Linked DNA regions of Mus musculus: all the other regions are linked to region 3. A link is a loop called in an ENCODE intact Hi-C map of the cell type or tissue named here. Cell type or tissue: left cerebral cortex. All regions are shown on one strand.

Region 1 (8,000 bases), 100 kb after region 3:
CTTGAAAAAAGTACAGATCAGAAAAATCTCAACTAATGTTGAACTAATATAAAGCATACAGCTAAATGCAAACTTCATGTCCTTGGAATTATTTTATACATGAACACGAGTTATCCCTGGACAGAATACTTTTCAATGTTTGCAGATAAAAAAATAAATAAATAAACTACCCTAAAGAATAAAGCAAATTAGTCTATTTCAAAAATCTGTTGAAATCGGTTGTCACTGAAATATTTCTCTGCTTTGTATCAAAGTGTGAAAAGCTTAAAAAATGTTTAATTCACCAAACAGTTTTTAACTTTTTTTTTAGAAAATGTCATACAGGCATGTAAATCTAAACACAGCAAGACAAAAGAAGATCAAAGATTTACCAATGGACATGTAATAAACATGGACTCTGCCCTGCATAAGTCACACAAATTAGTACATTATGGAAGGAGGATCTGCACTGAGTCATTCTCTATTTTTTTTTTTTTTTTTTTTTTTGTGCAACAAAACACAAACGTTATAAAGGATGTACAGGCGGGCAGAGGGAGGATGGGAAGTGTGACAGCACTTGGTCCAGGCACTCCATAATGAAAACAAGGCCTCTATAACCTGACTGAGGATAGATAGGCCCAAGGCACAGATGTATAGAAGGCTTCCAGCAGCTCTCCCTGCTCTGACCCCAGATGCCTCCTGACTCACTGAGATCTGGAAAGCAGAGGCGAAAAGCAGGCACTTTTGCAGACTCCTGGCCCACAGACTCAGGGTTTTGTTCTAAAGATAATACAATGGTACAACTGGTTCCCATGTGCTAATTATTATTATTAAAGATAATAAGTATTGGGTATAATTATTAAATATCATTATTAACAATAATAATACTCATTAAGAATTGTTATCATTAAAGATCTTGGTAATTATTATTAAGCCTGAGCAACAGCCCAACACGTCTCACCACACCACACTTGGGACAACCCTTGACTCCATCATTACTCCCCACAGAAAACTCATCCATCGTACAGAACCATGGAAAATGCAAGGTGGCAGTGAGACGACTCAAACATTAGGCAAAGGAGATGATTTAGTGTAGTGCTTTATAGTGCTGTTTTCCTTGGTTACCATCTGTGAAGTATTTATTATTTATTTGTTTATGGGAGGTTATTCCCAAATATATTTAAGATACATAACGAAGAGTACAAATCAGATGTCTCTCACATTATCTTTTCATCATTCATTTTGTATAGCACTTATTGATTGCACCTACTATGTGTCAGGTATCACCCATCACTCCATAGATACAGGTAAGAACAAGTCTGCTATGGCTTCTGCCCGCACTGTAGCTGGAAGCATTGTAAAACCTTCCTAAGCAAGCATAATGGCATTTTATACAACCCATCCAGGAGAGCCCTTCCCGGCAGGGAATAGCCCCATTTAGACCTTTTAACTCTTACATACTGGTATATAATCTTTGTTAAAGGAAGCAGGCTCGTTGCTACCTCTAGTGATTTAAGCATATGCTCACACACAGCCACGTAGCCAGCAGTGCCATAAGCTGCCTCATCGCTAATACCTGTGTCTACAGAGGTTTCAGTGCTGAAAATCCATGTGCAGTTCCTAATGTCAACACGTACATGTCACACATCTGGGGACCACAGATAAGGCCTTTAAATGAATCTAGCTACTCTATAAACTAGCATTCACCCATGACTAAGTAAGTCTGGGACTGGTCCTATTAATTTCAAAGTAACAGCACAACTAGTTAAATACAAAATACAACATAAAATCTCAGGTGTCTATAACATGTAAGAAACTGATGTTTTATAACTCTCAGTTTGGGAAAAATATTTCTTAAACATTTTAGTTTGTGATTGGAGGGAACAACTGCTGGCTAGCACAACAGCAGTAATTCCTTCTAGTCAAAAGCAACCACCAATCCCCTTACCTGGGTCACCTACCTAAAAAATAAGATGGCTCAGTGGATGAGTGCTTGTTGTAAGAACAAAGACCACAGTTCAGATACCCAGCACAATGCAAAGCCATGCACAGTGACTCATGTGTTCTGTGACTGCAGCAGTGAGGGCCAAGAGACAGGAGGATCCTGGACTACTAGCCAGCCAGCTTAGCCAAAATGACAAGCTCCTGGTTCGATGGGATACTCCGCCTCAAAAAGTAAGGTGGGAAATGACAGAGGAAACACCCGATATCAACTTCAAATCTCTATTAGCATGCACACGAACAAGTGCACGCACACTCAAGCACACACACACACAGTGGATACACACAGGCTCACAGGCATACACACACAGGATCACAGATATGGTAATAGGTTGTATTCCATTGTTGGAAAAATTAATCATTTTACTAGTACTTGATTGATTCAACAATTATGGCTTTATAATGCAATTCTGTTTTTACCAAAAAAAAAAAAAAGGAAAAAAAAAAGAAAAGAAAAAAAAGAAAAACTGATGCAATTACTAATGAAAATGGTGAAATAAGTGAAAAATAGCAAACTGGTATAATTGACGTGAAAATTAAGGCATAGGACTCAAAAGCCTTTGAAAACAGGTCTACCCCAGGGAAGCCTACACAGGGCAAGAAGAAATGTGCACCTCCCAAGGAAGTGACTCCTCCCCAGTCTCACTGCTGTCCTCTGGCAAAGGAAGAATAGAGAAGAGGACAGGGAGGGAATTTACAAAATGCTTCAAAAATAAATGTAACAGTGGCAAGAATAAAGTAGCTTCAATAAAGAAGCAGCAGCAGAGAGCCAAACACAGTTACAAGTTCTAAAGGAGACGAGAGAATAAAGGAAGCCTCGGGCTCCAGCCCCGTATTTGAGCTTACGGCATTATTTTTCTTTTATTGTGGCACAGACCCATTTCCAGATGATCAAGTGGAGAACTTTGGACCTTTTGATCATAAGCCTTGTTAAGCCTTTTACAATTGCTGGAGGTAGGCAGGTAGTTTAATCTGAAGACAGGCACTTGGGCCCCAGCCATTTACTAAAAATCATGACTAGTTCAGGCAAGCAGGACATATGCTGTCCTCTGTCACTGCAGACAGGAAACGGGGCTCTCTCCCCTAGAGAAGCGTGCTTCCCTGCTGTCATCTGTTAGAAGGCTGGAACAGCCATGTTCATTGTCATAGTTCTGAAGAAGGGCATGCATCCTAAAGAGCCATGGCTCCAGCCTCTGTACTGCCACCTCGGCCATGTGAACAGACCGGTGGGAAGATAGTTAGATGTTCTGAAAAGCCCTGGGGTGGCAGGCAGTCGGCCCTGGAGTCAAACAATCCTGCTTCGGTCACTCTGCCTGAGTCACTGACTGTTCATAATGTATGTAGAGTTCTCTAAGACTCAAATTCTCCCAGCTAACATGCAAATGATGTGTGTGTGTGTGTGTGTGTGTGTGTGTGAGTGTGTGTGTGTGTGTGTGGTGTGCATGTGCACGTGCAATACATCTAGGTCAGCCAGCTCTCAGACAATGTTATCTAGCCTTCTTTTTTAAATATGAGTATCAATGCCATTTTACAGATGGAAAAAAGACAATCATTTCTTCAATACTTTTCAGTAAGCAATGTTCAGGACACTAAGAAAGTATTTCTTCAAATAAAAATAACACTAATAGTGACTGAATAAACTATCACCAAATAACCTAATGAAACTAGAAATCACTGTATGGTTTATCATACAAACAAGAATAACCAATAGCATTCAACATGCTCTATAGCAAAAAGCATGGCCTTGAAGTGTCTCCTCTTCAACTGAGACCCGTGTTAAGTATAAAAGACACTCGATTTTAATGACTTACTACCAAAAAAAAAAAAAGCAACAAAAGTAAATGTATTATAAACATTTGTTAGAAAATGAATTGCATGTAGAAATAATATTTGAACAAACTGAATTAAATGCATTGTTAAAATTGTTACTTGGTTTTTTTTAGCTTGTTTTAAGTGTGGCTGTTAGACATCACACATGTGCCTTATATTTTCTGTGAGATAATATGCCCCTACAAGCAATCTGCCAAATTACAAACACACACAATGGCTTTTTGCACACAGAAAAAACTCACTAAAAAATGATACTAAGACATGGAAGTACGTGATCGTCCTGAGCACTTCACCCCACCCCTCATACGTGAGGATCTCTCCTTTGGATTCTAGATCTTAGGTAACTTAAGAACAAAAGCTATTCTGTTTATCTCAGATAGTAAAAGGTGTTTGCCTCTCTTCTACACCTAGCAAACCTTAGGCAGCTACTTGATTGCTAACAGTGGGAGTCCTACGTCTTTTCTAAGCTCTCCCACTTCCTTTTCCTGGTCCTGAGCTACAAGGAATGCTCCCATGGGCAAAAGGAGAGGAACTAGAATATTCTCCAGCTCTCTGAGTGCTTTAACCTCAGCCCGGAGAGATGGAAGATTGGCCTGAAGCACAGGATCATCACAGCTGGAGGTTGCCACCTCAGCTGGGTGGAATCGCCCCACCCACCGAGTCACCTGTACTTTTTCCTCATATTTACCACCTGAGAAGGTCCTCATTGACCTCAGCTAATAAATGAAGCGTCTGAAAGGACCAGAAAATGATGCAGCTGAGGCAGAGCAACAACTCGGCCCATCTAAACCCCACATTCTCCTCTGAGAATATATCCCAGACTCCACCCACAGGGACCCAACAACTTGCCCTATTAGCTAGCAACCCTTTCCACTCGCTGTACCTCCAAGAGGGCGGTGCTACTGAATCAGTGAATTTTTTGAGGACCCCCATTTGTGGGGGCAGTGCGAGGCTTGGAATGACTTCAGAAATGATCTGCTCTTCAGGCACTACAGACAAAATGAGAAAAGACTCTGAAGGGCCAGACTCCACCCTTGTCCTGGCCCCCTTTGTCCTCTTTTGAGTCCACCTTCATTCTTGGAACAGCAACCTGAAGGGCAGTAGCTATTTGAGGTCATAGCAGGCCTGCCTTTGTCCTCCCTGTGGCTCCTAAAACCCACCCATTTCAGGAATGAAGGCAGCCACAGGACCACTCCTCAGTTTATCTCGCACTATCTGTCACCTAAGATTCCAGAAGAACTGAAGATACAAAGGCTGTGCACAGAGCCTCCCTATCCGTTCTTTGCATAAACTGAACCTGAAGCAAAGTACCACATTCCACAACCTCCATTATAAATAACTTCTACACCAAGCCCAAGAAAGACGGGAGAAATTCAGGAAGCCAACTTAATACAGTCTATTCTCCAAAGACTGGAGCGAAAGGGCAGGCTATCTTTTTCCTATTACAATTTACTAGAAAAATGAAAGTATTTGTATAATCTCCTTCTGTCTCTGTCTCTCTGTCTCTCTCTCTGACAGACACACATACATACAGAGACAGAGAGGGAGAGCAGGAGCAACATTACTTTCTATCCTTTTTCTCCTACCCTAAAACAGCAAAGTGCAGTTTGAGAGCCAAGAATCATAACCGGAAACAGAAAACAAATGTGCACATCATTTACCTCCTGGTTGGGGCCACAAACAAAATTTCAAAATTAACCAAGTTGTGTCTTTCCTAGAGTAGTAGCTCGCCTTGGCCCTGTCCTTGCCTCCCTACTTTCTCAGGCCCAGCCTTCTGAGATTAAGACAGCCACATTCCAAACCCAGCTGCCGTATACTCCCCGTCCTCAGGGGATGATGTGGAAATTTTCTGAGATTAATTGATAAAGGAGGTGACACTTTTGGGGTGGGGATAGAGCTCAAGGGTAGAATGCTTAGCAAACACAAGGCCAGCAGTTCAATCTCCAGCAACATTTGTTTCAAAGACAGTTCATTTTGCTATGGAAAGGCCTCCATCTCCTCCTTTAACAGAGAAGATGTAGTATAAAAAAGTACTCCTGGTCCTTCTGTGAATCTCAGGTATATACTCACACAGATTTAAAATGGCTACCTCAGCACTGCAGGCTGTAACGTTATGGGGCCACTGTATGCACTCTGTGGATGACTGGACTGTTCATGGTAGGGCTGTACCTTCATATTTCCTTCCAAATAAACTTAATTGGGGGGAAATGTCAGATAGTATTAAAAAAAAAAAGTAGAAAAAAAATTCATCAATTGTAGGTGTAAAAGAAGTGTGTCATTCGAGGATAAGGGAGTCACCCAAAAGTTCACAGGTCAATCTGGGGGCCTTGAGACTCCCTCAAACATACCTCCATACCAGCATCTCTTCCTGGCTGTTGATTTCATTTAACCCTCACACAGAGGTGATGGCAGGAAGGTGGAGGGCCACAGAGGGAAGGTTACTGTCTGCTCTAAAGAAACAGGCAAAGACAAACAAAGCCGCAAACCTAAAGGTTTCCTCTCCACCAGGACTTCAGACTGAACACACACACCCCGCCACCAAGTAAAGTTTCAACAATAAAATCTCTTAATGCATCTCTCGCCCTCTCACCATCTGGGGACACAAGGGGTTAAAAATGAGGCAAGATTTTTGTGGTAAAAGTAGTTGCTTTGTCAGCCCGGAAGCAGATCCTATCCTTAGAAATGAAGTGCAGGGTTAGACAGAAGTATGGAGAGTGAACACTATTTCTCAAAGATTCAATGGGAGCCTCAAAATAGCCGAAAGAAGGACCGGTTGTAGCATTACATTCATCCGCTGCCAGACCTGTCCTCAAGTTTAGGAATCGTAACTCAATCTGACATCAGGGCTGCTTAACTGCTAGGAAATTCAGTGGCAGGCTCCAGTTTGAAGGCAGTTTGAAACCACAGTGTCATAGGAGCCCAGGAGGCACGGCTCTGGTAACTTACCTAAATAACAAAGAATGAGCGACACCAGGGACCGCTGCAGGCCCAGCTGAACCCTGGCAACTAAATCCCCGGATGTCAGCCACACCTAGCCTGTGGCTGCCTCAGGGAGAGGCCCACCTTTAGACAATCCCCCCCCCCCCCCCCGCCACACCCCACCTCAAAGCCTGGCCTATGGGATGTCCAAAACAAACGTTGGTTCAGTTTAACACAATGCTAATTCCACTTAGACACTTATCATCTTCTTTAATAAGTGGCGTGGACTGCTCAGCATCACTGTGGGCCCCCTACACGGTAGTGAGCATCAGGTCACAGGAAGTGCTTTCTAGGAAAGAGACAGACACGTGGATTCACGAGCTGCTTTTCCCTTGGGCACAGGAAGCTCGCCAGACCACGCGGCGATGCGTGTCCACAGTGGGCAGAGACTGCTGGCATATCAGCATAAGGCACTGCTGTGGGTTCTGTTTGAGGACCGGAAGGCTGCATGACTTGGGACTCCCGGGCTACAAACACCAATCGCCAGGTTCAGGTTTGGGGAGGCAATTGGTCAGCAGGACCACGGCCTACATTGCAGCAAAACGCCTCCTTTCAATCTGGATATTACAGAAAAGCTCAAGCCCATGGCGTATTGCTGGAAGATAATTATTTCAAAACTGAACAATTAAAAGTTTAAAATTAAACAGTTGTTGAAGTATGCCCATCAAAAGAGTCAATGATGTATTAAAAGTGATTATAGCAAATTTCAATAGTATCCGGATTCTTGTCTCCTGACAAAGAGCAATTTGATTCTGCAAGTTTCTGACAGGGTAGATTTTAAGCCGTGTTCATGTTTACAAGGATGCATACACATTTGTCTCAGCCCCTTCTCAATACTCTGTCTACAGCAACTGTTCACTAGAGTCCCACCCCTCAAAAGAAGGGGGTCATAAAAACTGTCCCTATACTATTTGCTTCATTATCTCAGGTTTTGAGCTCTGCCTAAATATTACTTTATCTAATTCAAACAATTTTTTTAAAAAAATATTTTTTGATTAATTCCTCCAGTGTAGTGTTAGAGCAAGGTTAACTGTGTTGAGGTTTTTCAAGCTAGGAATTAATACAGGAATCAAGTGCTCAATAAGGTAGGACTACCTGTATTTCTAGTGGGAATATTTCATAGCACAAGCATGTTTCCTTTGGGGAGTTTAACTCAAAAAAAATTATTAAAAATTGAGATCAAACACTGGTGCAAAGCCTCAAAGGAAATC
Region 2 (8,000 bases), 110 kb after region 3:
GCGACAGAAAAGACCATCGCAGAACAACTGAGTGGAAGTATGTTTTCCAAGATAAGGTTGGGAAGCCCAGTTGTTTCAGACAGAGAATCGATTTTCCTTTCTTTCAGTCAGTGTTAAAATAGCAGGTAACACAAATAAAACAAAATGTCTTAACTCTCAGCATCTAAAACAGTAGCCACTAATTCATGGGTTTCGTGTTGAGAAGAAGAGAAGGAAAATACTTTCTTTGCGTTATTGACTCCGCGTCCCTTTTCTATTCTTTTTTACAATGTGAACTAATGGAAAAATTGCTTAATTCACCTAAAATAATCATTCTGTTTTTAAAATTAAAGATACACTCTTAAAACCTTGACTACTTAATTGCTTTTTGCTCAGGAGAAAAGGGGGGAAACTCAGAGAAGGTGGTTGCGTGAAAGAAATACCACTTTTTACTGTACAACAAAAATTCCCTCTGAGGCAAAGAGACAAGATGCCAAGTTCCACCCAGAATTAATGTTTAGGCTCAAACTGTAAAGCCCAGAAAAAACAGAACCACTAATAGATCCTTAAAGCTCAGCCCTGTTAGGTTATGTGAATATGAAGGTAAAAGAACCTTTGCTGACAAAGGTTTAATTGAGGTGCTATTTAATGAAGGTGTTATTAACTAAACGCTCTTTATGGCATACACATGTTAAGCTCTTTTGGATTATTCAATAGGAATTCCCTTCTGAAAGAATGATCTCTGGGCTGACCAGGGTCTCTGGGCCCTCCACCACAGGATATAACACCCATTCCATCCTTTATGTTGCAGCTCACAGAAAGATCTTTTCAAGTAATGGCACCAAGAAAATGTTTTAACAACTGATTTTTTTTAAAAGGTCCCTTCTGAGGGTCTCAACTGAGTGCAAATTTGGGCTGTAAGTGCTAGGGACATCCGGTGCTTGAGCCTCAGTGCTTCTCTGCGAGAGGCCGCTGGGGCCTGACTCCACTGTCATGGCCAGGTGTTCAGGAACTGTGAAGTTTTCCAGTAAGAAGAGCAACTCAGCATGAAAACTTAGCCAGTGATCTTGGCTGCTGTCTGCTGCTGTCCCACAGAGAAGTGTGGACTGCGGAATGGCTGCTGTTAGCCCAGCCCAACAAGGTTAACAATTATGGAAATGTGGGACTTGGTGTGTGCTCCTTTAATCCCAGAGACAGGGGGATGTTTGAGGCTAGCCAGGGCTACACACTGAGAACCCACCTCAAATTTAAAAAAAAAAAAAAAAGACAAATGGATATATGCAATAGTTTACAGAACTCAGAATGAAAGTCAGATGCTCTGTATTCAAGTGACAGTCTTAACTCTCTACTTCTACCAAAGTGACAAGGTGATAACATGAAAACGAGGAAGTTCAGGTTCTCGTATGTGCAGGGGAGAAGACAGGTATGGGTGGGCCTCAACCTTCTCTTTCCAGTTTAGCCTCCTGAGGACTTTGTAAAGACTTGCTGGCTGGTACCTCACTTAGCTCTTACGCACTACTGACAAGCTGCCAATTCTGTAGATATATATATCCCCACAGGTTAGAAAGAGGCTGAGGGGGTCACACCTCAGGTATAACTCAAGAACATGTCAGACCCTAAGGCAAAAGTGCACCTTTGTGGTGCCAGGGCACACACTCCCACAGGAGTTTTTGTGAACCTCTCAGGGAAGGACAGCCAATGCAGATCACAGCTAATAAACACCACAGAAAACAAGAAGCACTCTGGTTATTCTGCATCGTCTTCAAGTCTAAAAATTTGTACACTGTGTGACAGGTCCACCTCATTTTTCTTAATGATGTTTTTATTATTCCTTCACTCAATTAAAGCAGAAATGGATATTGCATCTTCTGACTGTATAATTGTTATTGTAATCTGTTTTCGATCACTGCTTGGAAATGGGTCCAAAACAACATAAACCCTCTACTGCCTCAGAAGGCAAGTCATTTTCTTTTACTACGACACTTAAAGAGACATTTATCATGAGGCTCTGTTACCATCTTTGGATTATGACAAAAGAAAGTTTTGTTCTATTAAACAAAAAAATAATGCTTCAAAAACACAGCAATTTTAAGAGTTTTATATGAATGCATTTTTCTAATAAGCTATCAGAAGTATCAATTTTGGATTTCTTTATATGTGTAAGTAATAGAGCAGTCAAAGGCTTGATTTTCATGTGCTGACACAATCAGAAAAATATCAAAATACGGTTTCTTATTTTACTCTTTGCCTTTGGTCAGTTCTCTGCAGTTGTGTGGTTCTCTCTGGAAAGAAAAGATTTTTTCTTGTGTAAAATAAAACAATTAGTTATGACAGTACTGATATACTTGTCTTCCAGCTATGGACCTAAATCAAGCAAAGACCTTCAAGGAAGAAAAGGGTAAGTGACCATTCCTATGCTGTAGCTCCAGTTATTCCCAGGTACGTCTTGTAAATTGCCTATCACACTTCAGTGTTTTAGAAAACACTCTCTTATCTGGAATCTATCTCTCCCCACATCTGTACAAGTCTTCATGCAAACGGAGATGGGCACGGAGCTCTGTGAAACCATCAGTGGGTATCAAACACAGCTGGGGAATGCATGTACTTTAATAAACAGTGCTAGCCTCTTCCTTTACTTTTGTTAAAAAGTATTTTCTTAATACCACAGTTTAATAACCAACTGTGCTAGGACAGAACTCCATTGTGATAATAAGGCAAGAAGTTAAGAGGAGAAATCACTTCACCTCATACAGTAAGTAACAGCATCAGGAAGAAGTTAAATGGAAAACTTCTCAGAGAAGTTTTATTATCCCACTGTATCAGACCAACAGTCCCGCAAGTGCCTGCTGTACACTGATTTGACTCTCTAATAACTGGATTTCAGGGTTTAAACTGTTGACACTGTTCTTTATGGACTTTGGTTTGATTTCTCTGCTCTGCTGTTATTTTATGCATTGCTCTGGTAAGTATAATATGGACCTGATTTGCCTTTTTATTATTATCATGATTTTAGGTTAGCAAAAAATTACTGGGTTTCATCCTAGGATCTTTACACACATGTCTCATTATACTTCACTCATTCCGGGACTTTCTTATTTTGGCTTGAGAGGTTATAGATAATAATTTTAAAATACATGCCCTAAATTCAGTTGCCATAACTGCATATCTAAACAGATTTAGACATTTACAGCTTTTTATCTGGCCTGTTGTTAATCTGCAATTAACCAAAGCTTCACAAATAACAAGAAAAGACAGAGTAGGTGACATTTCTAATACCTTGTGTCACCTAATTATCCTTGTTTTCATCACAATTTATCATTTGCAATTAATAAAAAATCTACTATTTGAAATATATATATATATATATATATATATATATATATATATATATATATATATTCTTCCATGACTTTGAAAACTTTATCATAGGATATTTTTGGTGTTAGTGGTTGTGGATTTTTGAGACAACGTCTTGCTATGTGGCTCAAGCTGAATAGGAACTCAATATTTAGCCCAGACTAGCCTCAAACTCAGAATTCTCCTGCCTCAGTCTCTCAAGTGCTGCTATGTCAGGCATAAGCCACCATGACCAATACCGCGAAACATTTTTACAGAAATGCCATGGTATGTCAGGCTCATCAAATATACGTCCATATAAAGGAAAGAAATAAAAGCTCAATTGCTGGATAGCAAGACTGGAAGAAATGTTTCTTCAGAAAAGAGAGAACAATACAATGTAGAAGTTACACCTGTGTCAAAAGTAGAAAAATAAAAAATGGAATAAAATAAAATGAAAAAATAAACCCTCTGGAAGCCCTCAACTGACCTGTCTTAGCTCAGCCTCAATTGCATTCAGACATTGACTTTGGCTCTGGAAATGGCAATCACTCATCCATAAGCAGCAGGCTGATGAATCCTTTGTATTTAGAGATCTGTTTCTAATGCTCTGACAGTTTCAAAACCTTTCCTGTACTTTAAAACAAGAGAAATTCACAGCTCACCTGACTGGCTTGCTAAATGACTGCTGAAGAGCTGTGATGATTGGAAGGAGAGGAGACCTGTACAATCAAAGCCAAGAGCAGGGAATCGCTCCTTCTCAAATTGCCATAAAGAAAATAAGGAAGCGAAAAGGCAAACTCTTCTGCACTTCCTCAGCTAAGTATAAAGGTCTCCTACTGGAAACCACTTTCAGTTACCCAGCCACCGCCCCCCCCCTTTTTTTTTTCAAAAAATAATGAGTTAAACTGTATGGGTTCAATCCAACATTTCACTGCTGTTCCTGTTCTCGGGGAGCAGGGGGAAAGGGCCATGCTGCCAAAGCTTCTGAAAAGAGAGTTTGGGCTGCTAATTTCCCGTTCACAAAATCTAAATTCTCCTTATGCATCTCCCACAACTCACGAAATACTATGAAACAGTATTATATCATTGCAAATTGAGACATTTTTATCAAAATAAAGAGGGATGATGCCAACATTTCATTTGTCATTTCCCGCTTGTCACTTTCTACTGACAAACTGTTACACATACAACTTTTGTCAAATGCTCTGTCTTTAAATATGTTCCAAAATGCCATTGTACCTCAGTCTCAGTGTAAGAAAGATAGCACAAGTTACTATGTTACTATACATTTCTTAGAGAGTTTTTTAAAGTGTACTTATTAAATAAAAATATATAAATATCTTAGTGAGTTATATGTTTCCTGCTATGAAGAACAGCTTTTGGCAAGCTGAAATAAAACAATAATACCAAATGTGGGATTATTAGTTTTAATGCTAAGAAATGGAATCAATTTTATCTCAATAGAAGCCAAAAGACAACAAATGATATATGTATCCAAAGGAAATGCTATAATATGGAATGTATCTAACTCTGTTAGTGTAGCACAGCTTTTAAGTATATTCACATACAGCACTGCTGCTACAATGAATCGCTGCTTAGCAGAAGAGGAGAAAGAACAGGAGGAGGAGGAGAAGGAGGAGGAGAGGAGGGGGAAGCAGCAACAGTGTTTCAATTCACCAAAGTAAAACCATCAAGCCTCATAATTGCTCTCTTGCCAAGCGGCACCCCAAAAAATTACTATAGTCTTGACTGAAATAACTGATTCCCTTGTCCTTAAAATTACCCAAATTCGTATTCTCTGATATCTTATAAATAATGATTAATCTGTTTTCTCTTCCTATAGAGAGAGAGGAATTAGAGAGAAAGAGTCAATACAGGATATCTAGGATGAACAAATTACCTCGGCTAGTCACACGGCCTTCAGGAAATGAAGGTATTGCTTATTTTCTGCACCAGTTAAAAAACAGATGCTTAAGGGACTTCTTTGTAGTTTTAAGCATGCGTGCGTGGGTGGGTGAGCGCACATACACACACACAAGCACACACACACACACACACACACACAAGCATGCACACAGTGCACACCACTGCAGCAGAACTTCACTATATAATGGTCAGCGGGTTTCTGCTGATGGAACATGAAACTTCCAAGATTACTTGAAACACCAAATTACATTCAGGACTTTGAGGGGCGGATACCCTGTGTTCTGTTTAATGTGTACGTTCCATTGCATATATTTTTTTTTAACCAAGTATGTCTTTATTTTAATAACAGGCCAAGGGCTAAAAACACTTTAGGGAAGAGCTATTTTTCTACTTCAGCAAAACTACAGAGGACATGTTAGACGAGTAGATGACCCCCAAGCCTAAGTTCATACTCTTCTTAAAAGACCTTAAACCTTTCCATTTAAAGCAGTAATAACAGTGTGGATGGGTAGGGAAGTCTTCCCTCTGCAACCCTGAGTCCTTCCTATCAGCGTATGCTCCAACTGCCACTGACCTTATGATAGTTATCCTGGGACACAGAGTTCTCTCCACTTCCCTGGGTTGACAATGATATTTCTAAGTATTTTTACATATTTCAATATTACAATATATATATATATATATATTCTTTCCTATTAGCACTACTTCCCAGAAGTAAAATTATTGCTGGCCCACAGCTAATGTTGTGTCTCCACCTGACCTGATCCGCATTTCTTTGGCTCTTAATGGAGAAGGCAATGTCCCACATGTAGACAATTAAGCTAACTGTTGTTGTAGTAGATGATGTTCCGCTCTAAATGAGGCCCTGCCTAACAATCTTGATCACATTTGTTCTCTGTTTGAATGCAGCAAGTGTGCACTGCATAATGATTCCTTCCCCTTGCAAAAAGACAGCTATGCTCTTAAAGAGACCTGGAAGCAAGGGAGCCACCTACTTCAGGGAGTTCTCTTAGGACGTAACTTCAGCCAGGAGTTCGCCAATAAACCCAATTATTTTTAAAGCAAAATGTTTTTCAAAAATAAGCAATTTTTTTAACAAAATGAACAGGTATTTCAATAAGACATTCTCAAGGTTTAAATTCCAAACCCCAAACTAGAACATTTAACACACACACACACACACACACACACACACACACACACACACACTACACACTTTTTGAAAGCATTTAAAAAAATCCTAGGATAAAGAAAAATACCAAAAAGATTTCTGATGTTTAATGCTTCCTATCAGCAAATACACCATCTGGTATAGCCAAGTGCTGTTCATTCAGTTTAAATAAAGCTGTCTGAAAGTTCCTCTTGAAGCCAAACACTAAAAAGTGAAAATGCTTGTGTTAACAATGAATGAGGCACAATGACTTACTGCTGGTAAAGCACAGCTGGCTGGCCCCTTGCAGCAGTCCAGGAGGAAAGGCAGAAGCCTGGGCTCCTCTCAGTCTTCCCTGGCCCCACTTTCATTTTAGGCTGTGGGTTGCCTGGCTGAGAGGATTCCACACAGCACAGCCGGTCTTAGGGGCTCATGATAAGGGTGGAGAAAAGAGTGAGTCTGATGCTTAGTTAACTCATCCTTAATAATCTCTTCTTCTTCTAAGTCTTCAAATAGATCTATAAGTTTTAATCAACAATCCTGCAAATATAAATTCCCCCACCATTAATCATCCTTTTCCCAAATCCTTATGGAGTGAATTACTAGCTGAGAGGGAACGCCAATTCTAGTAAGTGAATGTCACCCAGCAGGGATATAAAGCTGTCAACACCACAAGGCTCTTGCCTGTCTAAACTCTCTCCCAGCCTTCATATGTTTTTTAAAGAGATATTAGCCTTTTTTCCCCATGAAGACCTTCTAAAAAAGCTGACTTTTACATATATCCGAGCCCTTCCAATTCACTATATCCATGCTTTGGAAAATATAACACAAAGAACAGAAACATCCCCGGGGGGGGGGGGGTAGAGGTGTTAGAAAAGACAGAGCAAAACCAGTGTAGCTGCTATTGGGCATCTAAGGCTGACCATATTGTACATAGGGCACTGACTTAACGCTAAGTTGATTCTTAAAACACCTTAGACTGCGATGGGACATTCACCACGTAACTGGTTCAAACCAGACTCTACTACAAGAATGCTAACCCCCCCTTTTATGAATATCTAAAGCTCATCAAAAAATCCTAACAAGTTCCCACTCTTTAAAAAGGAGCACAGCAGCAGAACATGGTCTCTCAGCCAACCAAAAACATTTATCTCTTCCTGCTTATCAAAAGCGGTGGGATAAATTGCTATTTTACGGAGCAACCAATTAACGTAATGATTTTCCCTAGCTCTGTGAGGAGGACAATTTTCAGGAGGAACACAAGAGAAACAAGCCTGTGCTCCCCACTACTCTGTGTCCACAGTCCATGTCCACAGCATGGACACAATGCAATAGCCCGAAGATGAAAACAAATGGCTCAGCAGTACACATTTTTGTGACTATCTATGTTTGTTTTACAAAGAATATTCAACAAGAGATGTACAATGGTGGAAATACAACCTACTTTATACTTATCCTATGTTAAAAGAAAACATTTCAATTACAAGAATTTCTAACTAGAAATATACTTTGAACATTTTTTTTAATTTAAAATATACATTTTTAAAAGGCTTGGCTTTCTTCCAGTCTACATACATGATTAGAAGTTATAAAGAAATAAAATTAT
Region 3 (8,000 bases):
GCACTTCCTGTCCATTATTCTAATCAGGTTAATTGTGATTGGAAATAATTGCAATGCATTCCTATAGGACATACAGAATCCTGTCCGCTCTTGCTTCCCCTCACAGTAGCCTGGTAGCTCACAGGTAGGAAGGCAACCCTGAGCACACCAAAGTATGACATCTATCCACAAGCAAGCACACAGAACACACTCACCTTTTTCTTTGTAAAACATGACACACCTTACAGAAGAGCTAGTTCTCCAAGAAAAAAAAAAAACCTGAGTAAATGGGTAGAGGTCTCTAAATAATAAATTATTACTCAATTTAATGCACTCCCGCGAGTACCTCTCGCTCTTTATTAAGGCTTCATGTATGTTATTTGAGTATGTGCGGCTCCTGTCATTATCGTCATTATGCTACCCAGACAGTCACCTAATTTCACCTAGGAAATCACTGGAAATGAAACAAAATTTCATTTCATACAATTCGGCTTCAGATGCCTTCCACGAGCAGCTTTCATTTCCTTAAACTCATATTGTGGTTTCATGCATTCTGCCGTGTGCGTTTTAATCGAATGATTTCCCATTAGTTTCAGAGACAAATGAAGGACAACGCAGAAGGTGTCGTGCTTGCTGGGGTACGAATACCTTAAACTATCCCACTCAACCTGGTCCGAAAGACTCCCAGAGTGGCCTTGCTTAGTCTGATCCCTAAGCTGCCAACCTGGAAGGTCCAAGCAGATTTCCTAACCCTGGCGCCACAACTCAGGGACAAGCCAGCCCACCCCGGGGTACACAGGCATTGCTGACTAAATGGGCCTAAGTTTGGTTCTTTCTGACCTCACTCACTCTAAAATCCCATAACAAGAATGATGTCTGTAAATCACAACTCTCCCTGTGTTGGTGTTCTGAGCTGCACCTCCCCTAGGCTGGCACTATACAGGTCTGGTGGAAGACAGCGTGCAGTTGGGACATGGCCGACTTGTGCAAGGATGTCATAAGCCTGCCCTACCTGCTCTAAGTTCCCATGGAGGCTTGGCTTCCTGAGAGAGCACGGTGGCACTTACCATCTTCCTTTTACCCTCCTCACCCCAACTTCTTTACTAGTTACTGCCAAGTCAGAGTGACTATAATTTATGGACTTCTGTGTGCCAGGCTCTCTAGGAAGACTGCTAACTCCTATTTTATCTTGTAGCTCTTATAAAAATCCAGTAGTGTTTTATCTGAATTTTTATTTGCAGGTAAAAAAGCTGAAATGACAGAGGTCTTCACTTGGTATAAAGGCCATGCAATAGTAAGGGTGTTCAACGAACACCTTGACTTCAGAGCCTCCGGTCTACTATGCAACTCCATTTCGACATGGGAGAGGTTGCTGTGGCAAGTATTCTCTTCCCACAATAACTCAATCCTCTAGATTCGTTTTTTTCTAATCAAACTATGTACCTCACCCACTGCACACTCCTTGCTAAGAGAATGATAGACCATTTCTCACCTGTCGTTCATTGTCGAGGTGTACCTCAGTGCTTAAATCTTCACTTGAACACTTAGAGCTAAAACACAGTGGTAACTATGGTGCATGGGTAAGATTCTGAATTCTGGCATCAGAAAAACTACAGTTCAAATTCCCACTCTACCACGCAGTCATGTGAACTCACTTATATGAGCTGTTTAGCCCAGAGAAGCCTGTTTCCTCACTGGAAACACAAGAATGTCACCACAAACCAGCAGTGGTGGAATTTGTGCAGAATGCTCACAGTACTTGCTGTGCCACCAGGGAGAAGGAGTAAAGGACCATTCTCACCCCATGCCATCTTGTTACCAAGGACATTGAAGATACTGGCCACTGAAGAATGGAGGATTCTGGAAAATGATTTGTTTAAAGCTGCTGGCATGTACAAAGATGCTCCTCCAAATGAGGACAGTGTAGCTCCCACTCACATCCACCCTCAAACAAGAGATCTGTAGAAATTTGCATCATTTTTTTTTCCAGTTACAAGACAGGGTGTCATGCTGGCCTTGAACCTGCTTTGTAACTACTGACCATGAAATTATTGTCCTCCCACCTCCAACTCCTAAGTGCCAAGACAGCAGGCATGTATCACCATTTTCTGCTGCTGTTGTTTGTACAAAGCATCTTTATTATTGAGATATGTCAGAGCGAATTTTAAATACATAAACACATAGGTATGCATTAAATGTTGAAAGTTTCAAATAACTTTCTTTTCCCAATCTTCAGCAACAGATACAGAATAAAATGGTAATGAATGTACAAGCGTGGTTCTAGGATTATAATCCTCAAAAGTAGGTCTGAATATTTCATATGTATTTTCAGAAATAAAAAAAGCAGTAAAATTAAATGCACAACTTCCTGTACTTATCCATAAAGGACGTTTTATCTAGGAAATTTCAAGATTGGATCCTAACTCAGACAAGGAAAATGCCCTAATGTGAAACCATGTTAAGCTACTCAGGCTCTGGAAGTGATCAGGTCTTTGGAAAGGTGCTGGTGATACAATCTTGTTTGAAAAATATTACAAAGACTCTGAAAACAAAACAAACTGACCTGTGCCATTTTCTAACAAGTACAAGTGGCCTTCTTCCAAGAGAGCTGCTTGAGGGGTGGGGGTGGGGGGAACGACACGGAGTAGGAAATGTGACTGGACTCTCCAATAATGGCTAAACGTTGTAAAAGTACTATTGAATTTATTAGCAGTCAGTATTAACGCAAATTGTCAATGTCCTAACAACAGTTCACTATGTATTCTTTGATATTTAAAGAGAAATAAATTAAAAGGCTTGCTTGCAGATGTCCAAAGTAAGTAGCCAAGTCCTTAGCAGTATGAGTCGTAATTTACAAGTAAAACAATTTGGCAGGACGTGACAGAAGGTGATCCACGATTACAAATCTACTGTAGGGTGCTAAAATAGAGTCAAGATATGTGGGAAGAAAATGACAATATACCTGAGAAGGCCCTAATATTCCTACCAGAATAAAGTTCTAATTCTGTGTTTAGTCAACTTCTTGGAACTTATCAGAAAGCAAACCAAGAAGAATGAAACTATAGTTTCTTAGCAAAGCAACCTTTGATTTTATTGTACCCAGTTTTCAGGTTTGCACAAATTGGTATGATCCAATTAACCTTCAGCTTTGAGAACCATCACTCAGAATTTATGCAACCCAGAGAACCAGAGAGTGAAATGGTTTTATCTATGTCAACAGAGTAGTGAGAAATTAGGGGAAGCAGGGAGTAAGTGGAGATGAGCAGCTTACGTTTGAACTGGAAGTGTGCCCTGCCTACTGTGAGCTCTGAATACTTCAGAAGTGTGCAGCAGACAGGGAGGCCAGAAATTCCCAAATCCTAGAGTGACAAAATATGAGGCTCCCTGTCACCAGGACCCTTTGCTCTGGCCTAGCTACTGCACCCACACACACAGAACTTTTCCACTGTGTTTCTCTAAAGAAAGAAAGAAAGAGAGATGGAGAGAGAGAGAGAGAGAGGGAGAGAGAGAGAGAGAGAGAGAGAGAGAGAGAGAGGGAGAGAGAGAGGAAAGGAAAGGAAAGGAAAGGGAAAAGGGAAAAGGGAAAGGGAAAAGGGAAAAGGGAAAAGGGAAAAGGGAAAAGGGAAAAGGGGAAAGGGGAAAGGGGAAAGGGGAAAGGGGAAAGGGAAAAGGGGAAAGGGGAAAGGGAAAAGGGAAAAAAGGGAAAAGGGAAAAGGAAAAGGGAAAAGGGAAAAGGGAAAAGGAAAAGGGAAAAGGGAAAAGGGAAAAGGGAAAAGGGAAAAGGGAAAAGGGAAAGGGAAAGGGAAATTTTTTTATTGTATTGTTACTGGGGGTCTGGGTGGCATAGGTACACATGAGTGCAGGATCCCCCTGGAGGTGGAATTACAAACAAAGATGATAATCCATCTTAACCGCAGAGCCATCTCTCCTGCCTTCCATTTTATCTTTCTGAATTGCTCACAGCAGCATCTGAACTGCTGTTTCTTGCCCTCAACCACATTCCACCCCCAGAAAAATAAACAAGCAATGTAAGGAAAATAAAGTAGCTCTTATACAAACACAACCCCCACAGGAACCCCACTTCTTCTTCTTCTTCTGAAACTGTAAAAAAGACAGGAACTCACCTCCTACTCTTGCCCTGTCCCCTCACCTGCTTATGTGGAAGAATGGGGTTATCCTAAAGAGAAGGGAATAACACACCTCCACAGCACAGGGTTACCTCATGATATAGCCAGAGGTTATATCCTTTGACCTGTTCAATGATGTTTCTTGGTTTTCAAGGAAAAACACAATGTCCATGAAGCACGAGTGAAGTATGTGAAGTGTGGAGCAGACAGCTCACCTGTGGGGTTCGGGAGGAGCTGGGACTGCTAGAGGCAGAGGAGACCATGCTCACATTGGGGTTCATGCTCCTCTCTCGCTCATCCTGGTAAATGCGATCACGCTCCACTTCAGGCAGGTTGAGGAAGTTCTGCATGGCCCTCAGGTTTACTAGAAGAGACTGAGACGCAGTCCTGGGATCTTCTTCCTTACGCAGTATCTCTGACAATAATCCCTGGTAGAGTGGGGAAAAAATAGGCAAAGTCATGTCTACGGATTTACGGGTATGGTTTCCGTCTCCCTTGCCAACTGCCCCTCTACTTGTTTGGCATAACCAGCTTGAGAGAATATCAGGAACATGCCTAATTCCTTAGGGAGGAGTCTGTATGAATGTGTTCCCTTTCCGGGGCTGTGCCTTATTTTAGGACTTCTATTCTGCCACCTCATCATCGCTGTAATAATCCTATGTGCGCCAATGCCAGCGAGCAAGGTAGGCGCTCAGGAGGAAATATGGAGCTGCAATTAACCACCAGGTGCCTCCAGCAAGTATTTCAGGAGCTGTTAGAACTCTCTCTGCTTGAAACTGGGAACTCTTGGCAGTCCTGCTTAGCTTTACGAATCTGCCAAGTTTGGTAAATTTAGTTCCGACATTTAAACAGCATGGGAGATTTACATCGATTTTAAAAAAATAATAAAAGTTTGGCTGAATTTCTGTATGACCGGACACTGGTTTCAATATAGATGTTTCCTAAGGTAAAGGGAGGTGGCGAATAGAAAGCACACATAACCTGTCAACTCTGATAACTTCCCAGCCTTCACGCATAGCAGCTATGCTTTCATAGGTACCATGAGGCACCCCAGACTTTTGTGGGGTACCACATGGGAAACTCTAATGTCAAGTGATGAAAATGTGGTTACATTAGCTAGGGACCGGGGCATGTGCTAACTGTAGTGCTGATAGGCTCTGATGTCTTGATCGACTTGATGTTTTCTGAGTTTGTGACTCAACTCAATATGGGGGTTTTAAAAGCAGGGTTTTTGTGTACTCTAGTGACACAGAATTCACAAAGATTTTGTCGATACTCTACAGCAGCATGGCCTAAGAGGAGAGTAGGAGATGAGCTAGAGAAATGGCTCTTAACATACAGGCTTTGACCCTGATAGAGCAGAATAACCCTTTCACAGGGGTTGCCTACCAGGTATCCTGCAGGTGAGATATTTACATCACAACTTAGAACAGGTGCAAAATTACAGTAATGAAGTAGCAACAAAAATAATTTTATGGATGGGGTGCCACAACATGAGCAACTATTAAAGGGTTGAGCCATTAGGAAAGTTGAGAACCACTGAGCTAGAGAGATACTAAGACAGAGGCAGATCCATTACTGTCGCATGCACTTGTTGGGTTATCACACAGAAGCATCATTTCATATTCTCATTCTTATTTTATCCTTTTGCAGGGCACTAACTTTTACAACTGTTTCTCCAAGAAGAGCTAAGATGCTAATCCTGTACTTTGATCACACAAAAAGTCACTTCTATAGACTGTGGTAAAGCTCTGCACGTGCCAACGATGCTTTGCACTGAGGGAAATTAATATAAGTGCAGGAGATGCAGCTCACATATAAAACAGCAGTGGCTGTAAGGAGAATTATCCTCTGGCTGGACAGAAGTCTGCAGGGTATAGTGGGCATTTTCATACAAATTACTATATTGTGCCGTAGTATGGCAAATACCATTTATAGGGAGGCATGTCACACAGTTGCCAACAATCAAGGAAGTATAGTCATCATTCAGGGATAAAATATACCACACAGGGACTGGAAAGGTGGCTCAGTGGGTAAAAGCACTTGCCTGATGACCTTGGTTTGATTCTTGGGGCTTACATGGTAGGTGAAGAGAACTGACTCCTGCAACCATGTGCACATGCATGCACATGCATGGGTGTGCACACAACATACCATACACATACAGAGAGATACATAAATAAACCTAGTTTTTAAAATCATACAAAACAACTCTACTGCAAGGAAGCTACCGACAGTGTGCCATCTGCTAGCTCTGAACGTAGAGGTCACATTACTGTGATTAGAGGAATCCTAATACCTGGGTAAGTGCCTACACAAACATAGCTAGGAAGCACATGGTGTTGGCTTGAGGTCAGAATGTGAATAGGGATAAAATATACCACATAATGAAGCTAGAAGAAATGTGTGTGTGTGAGAGAGAGAGAGAGAAAGTGTGTGTGTGTGTGTGTGTGTGTGTGTATGTAAGGTATGTATGTGTGGCGGAGGAGGGGGCTGTGTGCTAGTTAGTATGTGGGCATGCACATATGTGCTCAAGGAAAGAGCAAGGTAGGTGGTATGTGTAAAAATATCCTACTGCTGAAATGATTAAAGGAAAATCCAGATCTCACGGCATGCTTTTAGGAGCAACAAGTGAGGCACTTGTCTTCCTGGAAAGTGTGCATTCCATGAATCGATTCTCCCGAAATTAAGAGTCACTTGTGCCTTGGGTCACCCTGCTTCCCATTTTAACTGAGCAACCTGAAATGTTCATAATGGATTTGCTTCAAAGATTTTTTTTTAAACATCTCTAAATTAATATGAAGAAAGGAAGTGGATTTTAAATTGCTCCCACTTTCCAAGGTCAGTAAGACAGTAAGATTGATACTCCTCTGCGCTTTCTCTCATAATGAGCCATGCATAGAAAGAACGAGTTGGTTTTCTCCCTCCTCCCCAGCCTTCCTCCCTTCTGTCTCCTCTACCCACCTTCTTCAAGATTGTAATAAAGGAATTTTAGGGTCATCATGGAGATACTCATGCACATATGGGCATGCACATATGTGCTCAAGGAAAGAGCAAGGTAGGTGGTATGTGTAAAAATATAAATTATAAATCAAAATATCTTTAGAGGTAGAGTTTAACTTATTCTTTCTCCATAAAATTATGGAGTCACATAGTGTTACAACAAAGGCTCTTACATATGAAATAGTGATATAAAATACTATTGTCCTAATATACCATATCTAAAAACTATGCAGGTTCCCAAACAAACAAAAAAAGACGTCATTAAAATCACTGAGTGTTGTTTTTATTTGTTTCTTGAGTTTGCTTTATGGTTTTACTTTAAAACTGCATAGGGTCCATGTTCTACATCGGTCACATTCTAGATAGTCTTCTAGGAAAATTCACTCATCTCTCATAGAGAGCACCCTTGATGATGGCTGCTGGTCAACATCACTGTTGAAGCAAAAGACAGGTAGACAGACAGACAGCATTTGGAAGTTAGGTGGCTGGTGGAATATATTGCTTCTGTCAAGTAATTTACCTAACTGCAGATACAGTCTCAATGAACAAACTTGGCCAGTATCACCTTCATACACAGCTTCCAGAAAATTACAACATTGCTCCAAATCCCTTACCTCAACTCTCATAAGTATGGCCGTAGTCCCAAAGTGCATTCTTTCCACTGGGGACATTTTCAATGGTAAGTGACTAACTAGAGTGAACGAGACCTTAGCTGTTTGGTTTTGATTTTTTCACTTTGACTACTTTCACTTTGTGTCCATTTAAATGCTGTAAAGTACGATTTTAAAGATGTGTTGTAAATTCTGCAGATATAGGTGTGAAGTGAATCCAGTTTGTTGGAAATCATCACACACACACACCACACACACACACACACACACACACACACAC

What was found. Peaks named below come from ENCODE experiments on the same cell type or tissue, not always from the same donor. Only the 100,000 strongest peaks of a DNase experiment are listed, where the experiment ranks them.
Region 1: a loop joins it to region 3, with 2.2 times the contacts of the local background. A loop is called at or near these places in 2 of 42 quality-filtered maps.
Region 2: a loop joins it to region 3, with 2.7 times the contacts of the local background. A loop is called at or near these places in 2 of 42 quality-filtered maps.

What each region holds. Positions count from the first base shown.
Region 1 is chr1:56,948,780-56,956,779 of GRCm38, forward strand. The region is part of intron 2 of Satb2 (special AT-rich sequence binding protein 2); the gene reads right to left. Among named protein-coding and RNA genes, the nearest start is that of Satb2, 19 kb to the right of the region's middle. In left cerebral cortex, no CTCF peak of the experiment used is centred here; DNase peaks (open chromatin) are centred at 3,122 and 7,165; H3K4me3 peaks cover 432 bases; H3K27ac peaks cover 6,786 bases.
Region 2 is chr1:56,959,364-56,967,363 of GRCm38, forward strand. All of the region lies in intron 2 of Satb2 (special AT-rich sequence binding protein 2), which reads right to left. Among named protein-coding and RNA genes, the nearest start is that of Satb2, 8.0 kb to the right of the region's middle. In left cerebral cortex, no CTCF peak of the experiment used is centred here; DNase peaks (open chromatin) are centred at 4,994, 5,317 and 6,790; H3K4me3 peaks cover 3,719 bases; H3K27ac peaks cover 5,968 bases.
Region 3 is chr1:56,845,850-56,853,849 of GRCm38, forward strand. It overlaps Satb2 (special AT-rich sequence binding protein 2), which reads right to left. Exons shown (of 11, transcript NM_139146.2): 8 at 4,322-4,534. Among named protein-coding and RNA genes, the nearest start is that of Gm51624, 36 kb to the right of the region's middle. In left cerebral cortex, a CTCF peak has its summit at 4,829; DNase peaks (open chromatin) are centred at 1,684, 1,858, 4,770, 5,117 and 1 more place; H3K27ac peaks cover 2,456 bases.